2 separate regions of the Homo sapiens genome follow, and region 1 is linked to region 2. Evidence: chromatin loops called from intact Hi-C (ENCODE). Cell type or tissue: endothelial cell of umbilical vein. All regions are shown on one strand. Each heading gives the region's core, and the rest is flanking DNA. Links, peaks and the distances in the headings are about the cores only. Region 1 holds the start of LOC105376475 (a long non-coding RNA gene). Region 2 has its middle 210 kb from the start of JCAD.

Region 1 (9,346 bases), core at 776-8,775, 64 kb before region 2:
TTTTCATGCCACCTACTCATCTTTTAATGCTGAGTTCAGGAGTTCAGGTCACTCTGTGACTGCGACACAGCCTTCACTCCATCCACCATTTAAATACCCAGAGGCAGGGTGGGGCATCTCCTCTGAGGTCCTAATTTCTTTCCTCCTTTCCTTTTTCCTTTTTCTTTTCCTTTCCTTTCTTTCCTTTCCCTCTTTCCTTCTCTCTCTCTTTTCTCTCTTTCTCTTTTCTTTCTCCCTTCCCTTCGCTTCCATTACCTTCCCTTCCCCCCCCTCCTCCCTCTCTCTCTTCCTCCCTCCCTCTCTCTCTCTTTCTCAATTTCTCTCTTTCTTTCTTTCTTTCTTACAGGGTCTCACTCTGTCACCCAGGCTGGAGTGCAGTGGAGCGATCTCTGCCTGCAACCTCCACTGAGTTCAAGCGATTCTCCTGCCTCAGCCTCCTGAGTAGCTGGAATTACAGCTACAAACCATCACATCTGGCTAATTTTTGTACTTGTAGTGGAGATGGAGTTTCACCATGTTGACCTCAAGCGATACGCCTGCCTCAGTTTCCCAAATTGCTGGGATTACAGGGGTGGGCCACTGCACTGGCTGAGATTGTATTCATTTTCTCTACATGTGTCTATCCCCGGAACTTAATTCATTTCACAACTCTTTGTTTATCTGCATTTCTCTACTATCAGACACAAATGAGTTCCTTGGGACAGCAATCAGTGTTTGTCATATTTGCAGAACCAGTACCTAACATCCACTGCTCCCAGAGCTCAAAAACAGTAATGCTGGGCTAGCCAGGCACAGTGGCTCACATCAGTCATCCCAGCACTTTAGGAGGCCTAGGAAGGAGGATGGCTTAAGCCCAGGAGTTTGAAACCAGCCTGGGCAACATGGCCAGACTCCGTACAAAAACTGAAAAATGAGCTGGGCATGGCGGCAGGCGCTTGTAGTATCAGCTACTTGGGAGGCTGAGGCTGGAGCGTCACTTGAGCCCAGGAGTTTGAGGCTGCAGTGAACTATTATTAACGGTGGAGGGTGTCCAGGTTCTTGGCGTCTTAAACAAAGAATTGGACAAAATGCACAAACAAAGCAAGGAAGGAATGAAGGGTTTTATTGAAAATGAAAGCATATTCCAGTGTGGGAGCAGGCTTGAGCATAGGGGCTCAGAGGCCCCTTTACAGAATTTTTGGGAGTTTAAATATCCCCTAGAGGACTCCATTGCTTACTTCAGGTATGTCCTATGTAAAACGGAGACGATGAAGTAAAATTACAAAGTCATTCACCTCGTACGCCCTATGGAGAGGTTATTTCCTGTTATAGCTGAAGTGTGAATCGGCCTTATGTTCCCTGCCTTCAGACCCTATTTTCCTGTGTCACTGTGATCGCAGCACTATGCTCCAGCCTGGGTGACAGAGTGAGACACTGTCTTTAAAAACAGAAATTAAGGCCGGGTGCGGTGGCTCACATCTGTAATCCCAGCACTTTGGGAGGCCGAGGCGGGCGGATCATGAGGTCAGGAGATTGAGACCATCCTGGCTAACGCGGTGAAACCCCATCTCTACTAAAAACACAAAAAATTAGCTGGGCGTAGTGGCGGGCGCCTGTAGTCCCAGCTACTCGGGAGGCTGAGGCAGGAGAATGGCGTGAACCCGGGAGGCGGAGCTTGCAGTGAGCAGAGATCGTGCCACAGCACTCCAGCCTGGGCGACAGAGCGAGACTCCGTCTCAAAAAAAAAAAAAAAAAAAAAAAGAAAAGAAAAGAAAAAGAAAACAGTAATGATAACCAACTGCAGCCCCAGGGACTCTGCCCTGCGCATGGTTAGCCCTGGCCCGGGGCCTGACTCAGCTTTTTGTATCCGGGTCCCTTTGCCATCCACCTGCACTGCCTCTCTTGAATCTGATGGTCTGAGGACAAAAGCAAGGAGAATCCAGGAGTGGAGGAAACTGGACATGTCTTCCAGACAGAGGAGGCAGGAGAACAGAGAGGAAGTGGCAGGCAGTCATGAACCTGTGGCAAAGAAGCATCGCCCTGAAAAAGAGGGAGAGGCAATTCAAACCTGTTTGGGGCGGTCAAGCAACTCTGCCTTCTGCCCCACAAGAGGCTCTGGATCTTCCCTGTATTTGGAGAGCTGGGGATGAGGGCAGAGAGAATGGGCTTCTCCATGTATTTGCCAGTCGGATGCATTACAGCGATTACAGACAAATTCAGTCAATGAGAGAGGCGCATCCTTGCAGTTATTTAGTTAGAGAACCAGTGTGTGATAATCTTTTCTACAGCAAGACACTGTTTTTCTGTAGGGTATTCATATTTATAAAGGGTATTTCTATCCATTATTTTATTGATCCTATTGGGATACAAAATGGTTAATTTAAAAAAAAATTTTATTGTGGAAAATTTCAAACAGACACAAAAATAGACCGCATACTAGACTAGACCCCCCAAACCTAGCATCCTCCTTTAATAGTTATCAATATTTTGCCAAGCCTGTTTCATTTATCCTGTCTCTTCCTCCTTTTTATTTTTTGCTAGGATATTCTAAAGCAAGCCCTAGATAACATATGGTTTCCACAATGCTATTATCATCTCCAGCAATGTCATAATTCATTTCATCATATCATTTAATAAATAGTCGATTGTAGAAAAGGTATCCTTACCCTATTTTCATTAACCCAGAAGAAAACAGAGGGTCAAAGACAAAAGCGATTTGCTCAAGGTCACATGGCTTCAGGAAACACACTGCCCTGGAGCTGGGCTCTTCTGACCACAAAGCCCAAGGTACTTTCCACTGTCACTCTGATGCTGGAGAAGCAGAAGAAATGGAGAGTAAAGTCAATGAGCCTTAGAGGCAAGATCCAGTTGGGGTGCTTCTCAGCAGGTAACTGAGCTGCAATCCTTTGTTCTTTGTGAGACTTGCTTAGATCTTTTTCCAGAACCAACCCAAACAGCATATTATAGACAGAACATACAAACCGGGCTGCCCATCCTCTCTGAAGCCATCTCATCCTGCATGCTAGGGCAACTTGAAACCTGTGGAGAGAAACAACAAGGGTGACAAGGCTACTCAGGAAGGAAATGAATCCATGACTTCAGGGACTCTCATCTGTTCAGTAATAGTGTGAAGTCCATTTCCTATGTCCCCTCACTTCCCAGAAGCCTGGTGAGGGCTGCCAGGGGGAAGGGAAACTGTCCAGAAGAGGTGAAGTAAGATCCATGTGCTAGCAAGCATCCCCTGGAGAGAAAGGAGATGAGGCAGCCAATCTGAAGACCTCCCAGGTAACATTTCAGTTGATGATCAGATCCCATCTCCTGGCCAGCATCCCCAGCCCTGCCTGGTGTGGTCCGTCCCTGTCTACATGCTGGCTCTTTTTTGAACAAGACAGATGTTGGGGGCCGGGCATGGAGGCTCATGGCTGCAATCCCAGCACTTTGGGAGGCCGAGGTGGGTGGATCACTCGAGGTCAGGAGTTCAAGACCAGCCTGGTCAACATGGTGAAACCCCGTCTCTATTAAAAATACAAAAATTAGCTGGGTGTGGTGGTGGGTGCCTGTAATCCCAGCTACTCAGGAGGCTGAAGCAGGAGAATCACTTGAACCCAGGAGGCAGAGGTTGCAGGGCGCAGCACTGCACTCCAGCCTGGACCCAGTCTCAAAAAAAAAAAAAAAAAAAAAAAAAGACAGATGTTGGGAGTCTTCTCCCAGACAGCTGATGTTCATTAAAATCGCAGAGAATGGGGATGGCCACCACATCCTGCAGCAAAAGAGATGCAGAAAGCATCCAGGAGAAGGACAAAAGGAAAGAAGGCACAGGATGGGGCAGAAAATAGGGCAAAGTAGCCAGAGACTGTGGGACTCCTCAGCAATGAGAGTGTTTATTTTCGTTATCCTGAGTCACCGGCTTCACAGTCTTGCCAGCTGTAAGGCTGCGTCATTCCTGATGTTGACATGTAGCCCGGAGGCAGGAAACTTCAGAATAGAGGAAAGGTGGCTTTTAAATAACAACAACCACCAACAGTGGTATGCTAACCCAGTCATGGGATCAAGACTCATTCATTGGCAGGTTCTCGAGGCAAAGGATGTTTATTTCAGAGTCCTAGAAGGCCAAACTTACATTGATACCTCAAGTGGTTTAGTGTGGGATTGAGTAGTGTAGTTTTCATTTTTCATTAGGAAAAAGTCTATTATATATTTGCCATTTTAAAAGGTTTAGTGTTAGTGCTATTACTTTATAATACACATATATACTTACATACATTCTTTGGTATGTATCAAATATATCAAAAAATTATGTGCTGCTGGGAAGCTAAAGTAGCCATACTTTTCCCTATTCTTCCAAGTCCAGTTAAAAATCCTGGATACTACATATAAAACAAACGTAAGAAAAACCTAAAAGGTGGTAGAAAGTAGACAGGTTAGGGATTTCGGGATCCAAGGAATAACACAGTGATGAGCTCTCTGGGTTTTCTGTCAATCTCATATGTCCCAGACTTGGAGCTAAAGAACCTGGCAACCTGAAAATGCCAAAGGGCACAGATAAAAATAAGAAAATTAAAATAAATAGGTGGGTGCAATGGCTTATGCCTGTAATCCCAGCACTTTAGGAGGCTGAGGTGGGAGGATCGCTTGAGGCCAGGAGTTCAAGACTAGCCTGGGTAACATAGCAAGACTCCTGTCTCTATTTAAAAGAATAAAAATAAATAAATATTAATAAATAAACCAACAAAAGTTTACTCTCACTAGCCAAAGGACCAAGAAAGAGGCAGAAGCCCTTTAGACAATAATTACTTTTTGCTCCAGTCAAACACTTCAGGAAAGACTATGTTCCTACTGCCAGCCATGTCCATGCTAGCAAAGATCAAATGGGAGGCCTGAATTTCCACCCCAACCCCCACCTGGAAGCAATGAGGTGCCCCTTCCACACACCACTGAGGAGACATCAAAGGAGGCCTAACGGAAAATCAGGACTGTCGCTTCAGCCCAGAGGTCACAAAGCCACCACCCTGTGGTATCAGTGGAGGTCACATGGAGAGGAATAATGAGGGGCTCTTACACCCTCCAGCCAGGGAGGAATCAGTGGAGGGCCAGTGAGGATCCCGGACTCTCCCACCCACCAGGTAATAATGAGGACTTCCCCCACCTTGGGTGTCAATGGGAGCTGAATGGGAAGTGTGGACTTCTTCTACCTGTCAATAATGAGGTGGCATCCTCCCCTTTCTCTGCCACAAGATGTCAGAGGAAGTCGTCTAACACAGAGGGTTAAGTAAGATTCAGAGACTCATCACATGGTACTCCTGAAAATCCAAGTTTCAACAGAAAGTCACTTGTCATATCAAGAACCAGGAAGATAGCAAGCTGAATGAAAAAAAATTGGCAATCAACAATCTATAGATGCAACATCAAGAAGAGAGAAATGTTAGGATGATCCAACAAAGACTGTAAAGCAGCCATCATAAAAGTGCTTCAATGGGCAGTTACAAACACACTCAAAGCAAGTGAACAAATAGAAAGTCTAGCAAAGAAATACAAAATCTCAGCAAAGAAATAGAAGATATAAAGAAAAACCAAATGAAAAATGTTGCATGAAAAAATACAATAACCAAAATTAAAAAAAAATTCAATGGATGAGTTCAATGGCAGAATGGAGGAGAAAAAGAATTGGTGAATTTGTAGACAGAGCAATAGAAACTATACAAGCTGAGCAAAAGAGAAAAAATTCACTGAAAAATATGAACAGAGTCATAGAGACCTGTGGGACTACAGCAAAAGATCTAGCATCTGTATCATATCATGAGGGAAGGGCTGAAAATATACTTGAAGAAATAATGACTGAAAATGTCCTGAATTTGGCAAGAGACATAAAGTGACAGATAGAAGATGCTGAATGACTCCAAACAGGAAACATTCAAAGAAATGAACAAGTCACATCATAATTAAACTTCTGAAAATTGAAGACAATGGAAAACTCTTGAAAGCAATGAGAAAGAAATAACAGCTTACCTATAGGGGAAGACAATTGAATGATAGATTTCTCATAAGAAACCATCAAAGCCAGAAGAAAATGGCACATTTTTCAAATGTCGAAAGAGAATACTGGTCAACACAGGATCCTACATCCAGCAAAAATATTCGGGAATAAAAGGGAAATCAAGACAAATCAGATGAAGGAAATTCAAGAGAATTTGTTACAAGCAGAGGTACTTGAAAAGAATGGCTGAAGGAAATGCTCTAAACAGAAAGGCAATAATACAAGAAAGAATTTTAGAGCGGGGGAAGGAACAAAGAACATGGTAAGCAAAAATATGAGTTATTATATAGGTTTTCCTTCTCCTCTTGAGTTTTCTAAATTATTTTTGATGGTTGAAGCAAAAATTATAGTCGGCTGATTTGTTAGGTAGAGGAAATATTTAAGACAATTATACTTGCCAGGTGCAGTGGCTCATGCCTATAATCCCATTGCATTGGGAAGCCAAGGCAGGAAAATCACTTGAGGCCAAGAGTTAAAGACCAGCCTGGGCAACATAGGAAGGCTCCTGTCTCTAGAAAAAAAAAAAAAAAAAAAAAAAAGCTAAGGGTGGTGATGCACACATTTATAGTCCTAGCTCCTTAGGAGACTGAGGCGAGAGATTACTTGAGCCCAGGAGTTCGAGGCTACAGTGAGTTATGATTGTGCCACTGCATTCCAGCCTGAGTGACAGAGCAAAACTCTGTCTCTAGAGAAAAACAAAACAAAATAAAACCAGACAACTGCAAAAAGAGAAGGTAAAAGGGGCGTCAAGGGAAGTTAGGATTCTACAGTTCATTCAATCAGGTAAAATGATGACACTAGTAGACTGGCAATTTATTTTATATAGATATAAATATATATAGAACATAATACCTAGAGCAACCACTTAAAACTATCAAAAGAGATATACCCAAAACACCATACATAAATCAAAATCAAAATGGAATTCTAAAAAGTGTTGAAGGAACCCGTAAGAAGAAAGAAAAAAGAAAATAGATAAAGGAAAAACAGAGAACAAACAAAAACCAAAAAATAAACTGGTAGTCTTAATTTTAATATACCAATAATTATATTAAATGCCCATGGTCTAAATACAGCAATTAAAATACAGAAATTGGCAGAGTGAATCAAAAAGCATGAACTAACTATATGTTGTTGATAAGAAACTTACTTCAATCATAAAGATATAGGCAGGTTTTAAAAGATATAAAAAGATATATCATGCAAATATTATTCAAGAGAAAGCAGGAGTGACTATATCAACTTCAGATAAAAAAGACTTCACAGCGAAGAAAATTATAATAAAAGGGTCAATCCACAAAGAAGACAGAGCAATCCTTCATGTATACACACAAAACAACAGTGCTGCAAAACATTTGATATAATGGATAGAAGTGAAATGAAGGTAGATAAATCCATAAGAATAGTTGGAGTCTTCAATACTCCTTCCTCAACAAGAAGCTCTTAACATAAGAGCTTAGATTAGTGACTTGAGACATTTCCTCTTTTAAAGGTAAAATTTAGATCTAAACATTTCCCTCTCAGGAGTGCTTTAATTGTGTCCCACAAATTTTGAAACGTTATACTCACTTTGGATATTGCTCTGTTTTTCCACAGGCAAATGGTGAAAGAAACTGTGGTACATCCATACTATGGAATATTATTCAGCAACAAAAAGTACTGAACTCTTGACACTTGCAAAAACCTGGATGAATTTCCAGGGAATTATGTTGAGTGAAAAAGCCAATCTTGAAAGGTTTCATGCTTTATAATTCCATTTATATAATGTTCCTGAAAAGGACAAAATTATAGAGATGAAGAACAAATTAGTTGTTACCAGAGGCTAATGAGGGGGTGGCAGTGGAAGAGAAGTGGGCATGGCTATCAAAGTACAACATGAAATTTTCATGTGGTGGTAAAAATGCTCTCTATCTCGATGGTATCAATGTCAATATGCCAGCTATGACATTGTACTGTATCATAAGATATTCTACTATAGTTTTGCAAGATGTTTTTATCAGGGGAATCTGGCTAGAGAGTATAGGGAATCTCTCTATCATTTTTTACAATCACATGTGAATCTAAAATTATCTCCAAATAACAAGTTTGATTTTTAAAAATATGCCATGCTCCTATAGTCCCAGGTACTGGGAGGCTGAGGCAGGAGGATCACTGGAGTCCAGGAGTTCCAAACTGTAGTGTGATATGATCATGCCTGTGAATATCCACTGCACTCCAGCCTGGGCAACAAAGCAAGATCCTGTCTCTAAACATATATAATTATATATTAATATATAAACATATATATATATGTTTATGTTACATTTTCCAAAACAGATATATGTATCCATCTAATATACCCTATCTATTTACATTTATATTGGATGGATATATATGTATCCATATATGTTACTTTTTCCAAAACAGATATATTTATCCATCCAATATAAACGTATGTGTATATATATATATTTATATTTATGTTGGGTGGATATATATATCCATATATGTTATATTTTCCAAACATATATATATATCCATCATATATATATATATCCATCATATATATATCCATCATATATATATATCCATCATATATATATATCCATCATATATATATATATCCATCATATATATATCCATCATATATATATATCCATCATATATATATTTATATTGGATGGGTATAAGCATATTGGAAGATGTATCTGTTTTGGAAAATATAATATATATGAACATATATCCAGCTAATATAAATGTAAATAGATAGATTTACACAGATAGATAGATAGATAGATAGATAGATAGATAGATAGATAGATAGATAAAGGGGAAAATAAACCTCATGGGGTGCTGATATCTGAGATCCAGAGATCCGTCCCTTTCTTCAGGCAGTCTTTTTAAGTGCCCAAGATAAACTATATGGATGCCAGCTTTATCACGGATGAATTATTCTGGTAGAATCAAAGGTATCCTGTAATAATCTAGTTGTTCTCAATCCTAGCTGCAATATTAGAATCACCAGAATTGGGGGAAAGGTTAAAGAATACTGACACCAAGGGCTTTATTCTCTCTTCCTCAATCAGAATATTAATTTATTTAGTCTGCTGTAAAGCCAAGTGTTAGTATCTTTAAAGTAATTTTAAAAATCAAATTTCAAAAATACACAGAGGTAAAGAGAAACATGTGATGAGCCCCCACGTAGCCACCCATCATTCAGCCTCAATCACTGTCAACATTTCTCCAATCCATTATGTTGCTTACTGCCCTCAGCTTTTTTGGTGGTGGTTGTTAGAGTTTTAGGATTTTAAAGCAAGTCTCAAACATGATTATAATTTTGACTCTAATACTTCA
Region 2 (9,346 bases), core at 502-8,501:
AAATAGTAACAGAACTGTTATTTTAAGTCACTGAGTTTTGGTGTAGTTTGTTATGACAAAACAACCCAGTTCTCAGGACAAATATTGTAGCTTCACCTCTAACATGGACATTTGCATATATGACCATCTGTATAAGTCTGAGTTTTCCAGAGAAAGAGAAACAATAGAATGTGTGTGTGTATAAAAGATACTTACTTTAGAGAATGGGCTCATATAATTGTGGAGGCTTGGTGAGTCCAACATCTGATGCGGGAGGCCATCAGGCTGGGGGCTCAGGAAAAAATTACAGTTTGAGTCCAAGGACAGTCTGGTGAAAAATCAGGAAGGGCCAGTGTTGCAGACGAAGTCTGAAGGCAGGCAGTCTGATGGGGAATTTGCTCTTGCTTGAGAGAGTTCAGCAATTTTTTTTTTATTTTATTTTTTTTGAGACAGGGTCTCCTCTGTTGCCCAAGTTGGAGTGCAGTGGCGCAATCAAACTCCTGGACTCGAGTGACCCTCCTGCCTCTGCCTCCCCAGTAACTGGGAATATAGGCTTGTGCTACTTGGCTAATTTTTAATTTTTTTTTTTTGGTAGACATAGGGGTCTTGCTTTGTTGCCCAGGCTGGTCTCAAACTCTGGAGGTCAGCCTTTTGTTCTAGACTTTAACTGATAGGAGGAGGTCCACCCATAGTGTGGACAATGTATGTTACTAAAAGTTCACAGATTTAAATGCAAATCTCATCCAAAAACATCCTCACAGAAGCATCCAGAACAATGTTTGGACTACATATCTGGGCACTGCAGCCCAGACAAGTTGACATAAAATTAACCTTCACACCATCCATTGGCAGAAAATAGGTTTTCTTTGATTTCACTCAGAAGTCAGTATTTGATTTTTGAAGAGAGAACCAGACTAGAGAATAAAGAGACTTGCATTTTAATCCAGCTACTGCCACTAACATCATCATCAGCCAACCTAATTCCTCTGAGCCTCAGTTTTTCCCACTGGGTTAATTTTAATTTTGTTTAATTTTGTGTTGTTCTTTCACCTTATTACCTCTTACAGGCAACTTTAGCAAGATGTTTACTCTTATGGGCAAAATTCACAGAAACCAAAAGCATGTTCTTAAACACGCTGAGGCTCTGGGACTTCATTATTCTGTGCCACAGATCAGAGGAAAGTAATTTTGAAAGGATCACAGGTTATTGGATCATGTAATTTTTAAAAATTTCAACAGTAAATTCTTAGGACATTTACTGTGTGACTATGTAATTTTCTTGTAGACACCTTAAGTAAATATCCATTGTGAACCCCAAAAATCTGAGACACATCTCAGTTAATTTAGAAACTTTATTTGGCCAAAGTTGAGGACACGTGCCCAATGACACAGTCCCAGGAGGTCCTGATGACATGGGGCCAAGGTGGTCAGAACACAGTTTGCTTTTACACATCCTAGGGAGACATGAGACATCAATCAACATATGCAAGATGAGCACTGTTTCTGTCTGGAAGGTGGGACAACTGGTAGCAAAGGCAGGAAGACTCCAAGAGGGAGGGAGCTTCCAGGTCATAGGTAGATAAGAGACAAATAGTTGCACTCTTTTGAGTTTCTGATTAGCCTTTCCAAAGGAGGCAATCAGATATGGGTTTATCTCAGTGAGCAGAGGGGTGACTTTGAAGAATGGGAGGCACGTTTGCCCTAAGCAGTTCCCAGCTTGACTTTTCTTTAGCTTAGTGATTTGGGGGCCCAATATTTATTTTCCTTTCATACCTTTGAAGATAGTAAAAATACTCATGCACACCTAGAGGAAGAAATTCTCACCAAGGAGGAACATCGGTTGCTTTGGTTGAGGGGGTAGTAGTGAGACACGGTGGCCTCCTCTGCAAAAATTCCATCTCTCCCCTTTTGGGTGGAGCCACATTTAGTTTGGTGATTGGACCCCATCTGTGCTCCAGGGTGGGCCTTGACTGATCTAATGCCAATCAGGATAATCCTACCAATCAGTTCAGGGGAAGACATGTGGCTTGAATTGTTCCAATCAGACTGCAACTCAGAACTCTTTTCTAGTTCTTGGGGTAAAAAAAGATTTCTCTTCTTCTGTGTGGTATGGTAAGTATAAGGATATGAGACTTAGGTTAACTGCAGCCATTTGCTACCAGAAAGGAAACCAACCTAAGGGATAAGGCAACATATGGAAGAGAAGAGGACCAGAGAATTGCAGAAAAATGGGGCCAGAGCCGTGATCAATACAAACTGGAAGCCCATTGGACCTCTGAGCTTGATAAGCTCTTTCATTTTCTCAAACATTTTTTTAAAAAAATAGAGTTAGGATCTTCCTCTGTAACCCAGGCTGGAGTCCTGTGATGTGATCATAGCTCCTTGCAGGCTTGAACTCCTGGGCTCAAACGATCCTCCCGCTTCAGCCTCCCCAGGTGCTGACTACAGGTGCAAACCACCATGCCTGGCTATTTTTTTTATTATTTGCAGGGACAGAGTCTTGCTATGTTGCCCAGGCTGGTCTCGAACTCCTGGCATCAAGCGATCCTCCTGCCTCAGCCTCCCATTTTAGGCCATTTTTGAGTTAGAATTTCTATTATTTCCAACCTGAAGCATCGTAATTGGTACCTGATATACCCCATCTACCTTTCAGGAAGAGTCAAAACTATCAACTTTTTAACCTTAGTCTCCTCATTGGTAAATGACACTCGGAATAAGATCGCTTTCCTCTCTGAATTGTTTGAGATATTATAATTCACCAAGGAGCTCACATGGAAGCAGAGCTCCTGCTGCTTTCAGGCTGAAGGCTACACCTTTGCAAAATTTCCAGGACAGCAGAAAAACAAAAACAAAGACAAAAAACCTTCAGATCACTGGCTCGAAACAAATTCAAGGGCAGACAGAGCAAGACTATTCATAAAAAAATCCATTGAGTAGAAATCCACTTCCTATAGTGTATGTGCATTTGTTCTAGTTCCACTTCTTGGGCTGCAATGAATAAGTCGGATCCTTCTTCTACCAGATAACTCTTGTTTTTTTTTGCAAACCAGTCGTTGACAACCCCATCGAAGGGCTCCTCATATGTCATGTATATTTTTTGAAGATCAACTGCACTGAGATATAATTCATATACAATAACATGTACCCATTATAAGTGTACAGTTCAATGAATCTTGGCAAACATCTCCACTTGTGTAACCACTACCACAATCAAAATGCAGAACATGGCTGGGCATGGTGGCTCACACCTGTAATCCCAGCACTTTGGGAGACTGAGGTGGACGGATCACCTGAGGTCAGGAGTTCGAGACCAGTCTGGCCAACATGGCAAAACCCTGTCTCTACTAAAAATACAAAAATTAGGCCAGGTGAAGTGGCTCACACCTGTAATCCCAGCACTTTGGGAGGTGGACACGGGTGGATCACCTGAGGTCAGCAGTTCGAGACCAGCCTGACCAACATGGAGAAACTCTGTCTCTACTAAAAAAAAAAAAAACAAAAAAAATTTACCCAGGTGTGGTGGTGCATGCCTGTAATCCCAGCTACTCAGGAGGCTGAGGCAGGAGAATCACTTGAACCCAGGGGGCAGAGGTTGCGGTGAGCTGAGATTGAGCTATTGCACTCCAGTCTGGGCAACAAAAGTGAAACTCCATCTTGGAAAAAAAAAAAAAAGGCAGGTGTGGTGGCGGATGCCTGTAATCCCTGCTACTTGGGAGGCTGAGGCAGGAGAATTGTTCCAACCTGGGAGGTGGAGGTTGCAGCGAGCTGAGATCGCACCATTGCACTCCAGCCTGGGCAACAAGAGCGAAACTCCGTCTCAAAAAATGAATAAATAAATAAATAAATAAAGCAGAACACTCACATGTCCCTCTACAATCACCTCCCCACCCATACTGGCCCCAGGCAACCACTTTTCTGTTTTCTGTCACTCCAGATTAGTTTTGCCTTTTCAAGAATTTCCTATAAATGGAATCATATGTCATATTTTAAGCTTCTGTAAAACAAATGGAAAAGCCAGAGAAACCCCATCCATTGGAATGGGGTCTACCAGTGTGGATCTGGATATGCTTGGCCAGCTTTTCTTGGCACTGCTCAAATTGGAGATAGACTATCCTATAGGCACAGCTCTTGCTCTTCCCTGGCTCACGGTCCCACCACACTCTAGCTCAGGCTTCTCTCTGTGGCACTCTGTACTCACGGCGATTTCTCCCTCGCTTTTGGAGCTGCCTTTCCCTTCTTGGCCCACATCTACCAACTGGAAAAGAAAACAGAAAATGAAACCGCTGGAAAGGCATCTTTCCTGGAGAGTCTGCTAATCTTTGTGGAGAACCACACAGGAAGCATGTCCCCTCAGTTCTCACTGACATCCCAGATAATGTAAACTCCCCACTTCCTGTACAGCTGGCTCAGGAATTGGCCTCTCTGACACAATGAAGGAAGCTTCAGTTTCTCATTATTTAACAGTTGGACACCCACTTGCTCTCTTGGATCCTAGGGCTATCTTTCCCTCTTTTTTCAAGGGTTTTGTTTTCTTTCTTCATCTGGTTCACCTTCAGATTTAAGAAAGTGTGAGAGAGAATGATGGTCTAGTCTTTTCATCATTTCTTCTTCTCGCTAAACCTGTCTGGTTCTTCATCCATATGCGGAACATTTTTTATGACTGAGTAGACAGAAATGGGCTTCTGGAGCCCAGCTATCATTTGACATATTGTTGTTATTCTTCCCAGTAAAAACACTTCCACAAAAGAGCAACTGGTGGTAACTGAATATGTCTGCAGAAAAAAAGAAAATAAATATGCAGTACATTTCAATATGAGAACATTTTCCCTCCTCTGGCTTCCTGGAGTATATAGTGCAGGTGGCAAGGAAATATCCTTTGCCTTACACAGTATAAAGGCTAGACCAGCGGTTCTCAAAATGCAATCCTTAGACAGTGGCATCAGTGTCACCTGGCATATTGTTATCTATTGCTGCATCGCATGTATCCCAAAACTCAGTGGTGTTAAACACCAGTCAACATTTATTATTTCTCACAGTTTCTGTGGGTCAGGAATTTAGCTTAACTGGCTGGGGTCCCATGAGATTACAGACAAGATGTTACCCAGAGCTGTGGTCTCATCTGAAGGCTCTATGAAATCAGTTTCCAAGGTGGCACACACAGGCGGCTGGCAAATTTGTGCCAGGTGTTGGTGAGATGCCTCATTTCCTCCCTAGGTTGCTCACGTGTCCTCCAGACACGAAGGTCTGCCTTTCCCAGAGGGTGTGATCCAAGAGAGAGGGTGTGGAAACTGCTGTGCCTTTTAGAGCCTTGTCTTAAAATCACATGGCCATCTATTAACATCAAACATAGTTAGAAACAAGTCATTTAATCTAGATCACACTTAAGGGGAGGAAAAGAAGTCTCCACCTTTTGAAGGCAGGAATGTGAAAAAGGTTGTGGACATATTCTAAAAATTACACACCTGGCCAAGAAATGCACTTTCTTGGGCCACACTCCAGACCTACTGAATCAGACACTGTGGGGCTGGGTCCATCAGTCTGTTTTCACAAGCCCTCTGGGTGATTTTGGTGCTGGCTAAAGTTGGGGAACGACCAGGTTGGACAAAAGGACACTAAGAAAACCTCAACTCACTTGTAGTGAAGCCTCACCAGCCAGGGCTACCTTCTAGAATCTAGAAGCTGAGTTTTCATGAATCCACTGAGAGATAATGGCCTTACTTCAAGTTCATCTATAGCAAAGGTACAGTAGGCAGAATGATCCCCCACGCCCCCACAATGTCCATGTCCTAATCCCAGAAACCTTTGACTATGTCACCTGACATGACAAAAGGGACTTTGCAAATGTGATTAAGTTAAGTATCTTGAGGTGGGATATTAACCTGGATTATCCAGTCGGGCTCCAGTTAATCAGAAAGGATTTTCATAAAAGAGAGACAGGAGTTAGATGGAGGAAGGGGCCATGAGCCAAGGAATACAGCCAAGCCCTAGAAGCTGGAAAAGTCGAGACCACAGAATCACCCTGAGAATCACCAGAAATAACGCAGCCAGGCTGACCTATTCTCGACTTCAGAGCTCCGGAACTGTCAGATAATACATGTGTGTTGTTTTAGGCCCCTGAGTCTATGGTAATTTGTTACAGCAGGAACAGGAAATTAATACAAAAGTGTTCTTGTTTGAACTTTCCTTTTGGTGGAAGAGGGAGAAGAGTAAGAGGAGGGGATGGTCTGCTTCCTTAGATGTTTCCACCAAAAGGGTAGACATCCATTTCATTGCAGATTCTGTACTTGTAATTTTACTTGCAGAAGCAAAATGCTCTAGAATGGTGCCAGTAGCCATATGAGGAATCAAAACTATTTCAAATTAAAAATTCAGTTCCCAGTCTCACCAGCCACTTTTCAAGGGCTCCATAGCTAATAAGGTGAGTGGCTAATGCATTGAGCAGCCCAGATATAGGGAATTTCCACCCTTAAAAAAAGTTACATTAGATAGTGCTGCTTTAGTCTTTGCTCTTTCCTAATTTTTTCTTTTTCTTTTTTTTCTTTTTTTTTTTTTTTAGCATTTGGGTCTTGCTCTGTTACCCAGGCTGGAGTGCAGTGGTGTGATCAGACTTGAGCTGCAGCCTTCAGCTCCTAGGCTCAAGGAATCCTCCCACCTCAGTCTCCTGAGTAGCTGGGACTACAGGTAGGCACCACCACATCTAGCTGATTAATTTGTTGTTGTTGTTGTTTTGAGATGTGGTCTTGATTGGTTGCCAGTCCTGGTCTTGAACTCCTGGCCTCAAGCAATCCTCCTGCCTTAGCCTCCCAAAGTGTTGGATTACAGGTATGAGCCACTATGCTTGGTTCCTTTCCTAATTTTAAGTAAGCTTTTGCAAAATATTGTCCCACATCTTGGCCATGGCTATGAGTGCAGGTGGGTATTACTGGACACTTTTAGCTCTGGAACTTGTATTTACTTGCTGTACTCATTAGCTAGGTTTTAAAAACTGTACTTTAGGGGCTCCTAGGGATTAACTGTACTTTAGGGGCTGCAGGAACAAAAACATGGAGGGGTGAGGGAAGCACATCTCCTGGAAGTCATTTGGACAAGATTCCTTCTCACTTAAGACCACAACTAGAAGCAAGAAGTCATTTGTGCTTGAATATTGACCTGGACTTACCATCTGGAGTTCCTGTATTTGTGAAGATTTCTTCAAAAACTTGATCCAAATATTATTTCAGAGGAAGCAGTTAATTTGAAACATAGTATATTAGGTTTAGGATTAACTCAACTATTTTGTATTTATATTCCCAGAAACATTGTATTCTTTTCCATTGAAACATACACACCACACCCACACCCACCCACACACATACGTACTTTATAGAATACACTGTACCTGTCTATTGCAGAGAGTTTTATGGTGCATCTAGCCAAAACCAATAAAATGTGGATAAAAATGGAGTCTTTGGTAGTTTCTTTCGGCCATAGAATCCCCAGCCCCCAAGGGGCTTCTTAACGGAATTGACAACCCCATTGGTTCAGGAGAGGCTGACTGGCAAGGTGATAGAACCCCACATTTGATCGAAGTTGCTAAACTTCTCATATTGAGCGTTATAAGTGTTAAATGGGTTGAGATCACACTTCTTTCCTCTGACAGTAATCTCACTTTATCGGATACTATCATTATTATTTATGATATTAATAATAATATCATTATTTATTATTATCAGCTACTATCTCATTATTAATTATATATAAATTTCCCAACTAGAGCAAAATTCTCTGGGAACAGAGAGCGTGCCTTGTGCTTCTACCTGTCTTGGGCAGAATAAACTCTCAACAGATGCAGGCTGGAGTGATTGTCGCTGCTGTTTTATGAACAAGAGCCTGTCTCTGTTTGTAGAGTATGCCTGGGTCATGCAGCCTTTGCAGGCCTGTTTTCTCATCCTGAAAACCCAGATATCTGTGGATAGATGAGCTCTGTATCTTTCTAACTCTGTTCTTTCTAGCTCTGAAGTTCTGTAATTATGTGACGGATGAAAATAATTAGAATCAAATAATTCTCTATTTTAAGGTTAAAAAGGGAAATCCATCATGTATGATAGCAATAGAAAAAATAGACCATATTTAACAGCCTTCATTATTTTTCTTTAAAACTCATAATGCCTCTGTAGCTATTTGTAAACAAGTCTCATATAAAAAAATAAAATTGAGCGAGGCAGGGCTAGAGGTGAATTTACCTGTAACTGATGAAGCTAACACTTTGGTATCCCTCAAGAATGTGCCCCTTCCAAGGGCCTGGGATGGACTTTAGCAGTGCGGTTATATGTTCATATATTTCATAATCTTAAAACGTATGCTATTGTAGCTGTAATCTGTTACGATTGCCATCTCCTTTCATTCATGTTTCCCATTCTCTTGGGTAGTGTTGGGATGATTGTGGGTGTTTATAAGATCCAGTTAATAAAAGAGGAGTTGGGGATGCATTTACTTTGGGTTTGGTAGCTTATATTGATGTGGTTCACTCAAAGGACTCTAGAAAATTAAGAGTGTAGGATTTTCCCATTCCTGCCAAAACTCTGGGTGGGGAGTTATTGAGTCAAAACAATTGCGAGAATTTGGGAAGTGGGAAAGAAGAGGAAAATGAAAAAGCTTGCATGGTCCTCAAATGGAAGGGTTTACCTTTGCATAATCGGGGCTGTTTTAACAACCAGCAGTGCTCTGGAATCAGGCATGTTGAGACCAAGAGCTTTGGAATCAAGTTCAAATTTCAGTTGTGCAATGTATCAACTGTGTACCTTTGGATAAATTATTTTCCTTTGAATCTGTTCCCTCACGCATTACTGAGGATAGGAATATCGACTACCCTGTACTACCCATAGTTGTTGGGAACTTTAAATGCTATCACATGCATATGCACATAATAGGCACTATAAATTACAGCTCTTAAAAATCATGATATGAGATGTTCTCGTGATGTATTTAATTTGAATATCAAAAATTCCAAGCAAGGAAAAAGATCTCCTTTAGAGATTTTTGAAGTTAGGAGAGGCTTCCAAGTGTTTAAACAAGGCTTAAATTGTGGCTCTGCAAAGCTGTGACTTGCCCAAAGTCATGCCTCTGGGGAGTGGCAGGGCTGGTCTTAGAATCCACCTGCCCTAACTTGGAGTATAGTTAGGATAGGTGGGTCCCTTATAGTGAAAGCAAATCAAGAAGTAAGTATGCTGCAAAGGCCATGTATGAAGAACTGCTGGTATCAGTTTTAAAAAATGCAGTTATCTTTGACCAGTGTTTAGGAATCATACATACATTATCCCACTATAACCTTCATGACCACCCTATGAGAAAGTTGCTATATAGTTGCTATTTTATAGATTAAAAAACT

What was found. Hi-C counts contacts between places; a loop is a spot of excess contacts. Peaks named below come from ENCODE experiments on the same cell type or tissue, not always from the same donor. Only the 100,000 strongest peaks of a DNase experiment are listed, where the experiment ranks them.
Region 1: it touches region 2 in a loop (6-fold over the local background); 10 of 110 quality-filtered maps call a loop at or near these places.

What each region holds. Positions count from the first base shown.
Region 1 is chr10:29,780,643-29,789,988 of GRCh38, forward strand. LOC105376475 (a long non-coding RNA gene) reads right to left here and starts at 3,879. Exons shown (of 3, transcript XR_930788.4): 1 at 2,958-3,879; 2 at 2,646-2,790; 3 at 1,086-2,019. In endothelial cell of umbilical vein, for the core only: no CTCF peak of the experiment used is centred there; DNase peaks (open chromatin) are centred at 2,969, 3,079 and 3,959; H3K27ac peaks cover 2,710 bases.
Region 2 is chr10:29,845,399-29,854,744 of GRCh38, forward strand. No RefSeq gene overlaps it. Among named protein-coding and RNA genes, the nearest start is that of JCAD, 210 kb to the right of the region's middle. In endothelial cell of umbilical vein, for the core only: no CTCF peak of the experiment used is centred there; DNase peaks (open chromatin) are centred at 4,243 and 6,063; H3K27ac peaks cover 2,073 bases.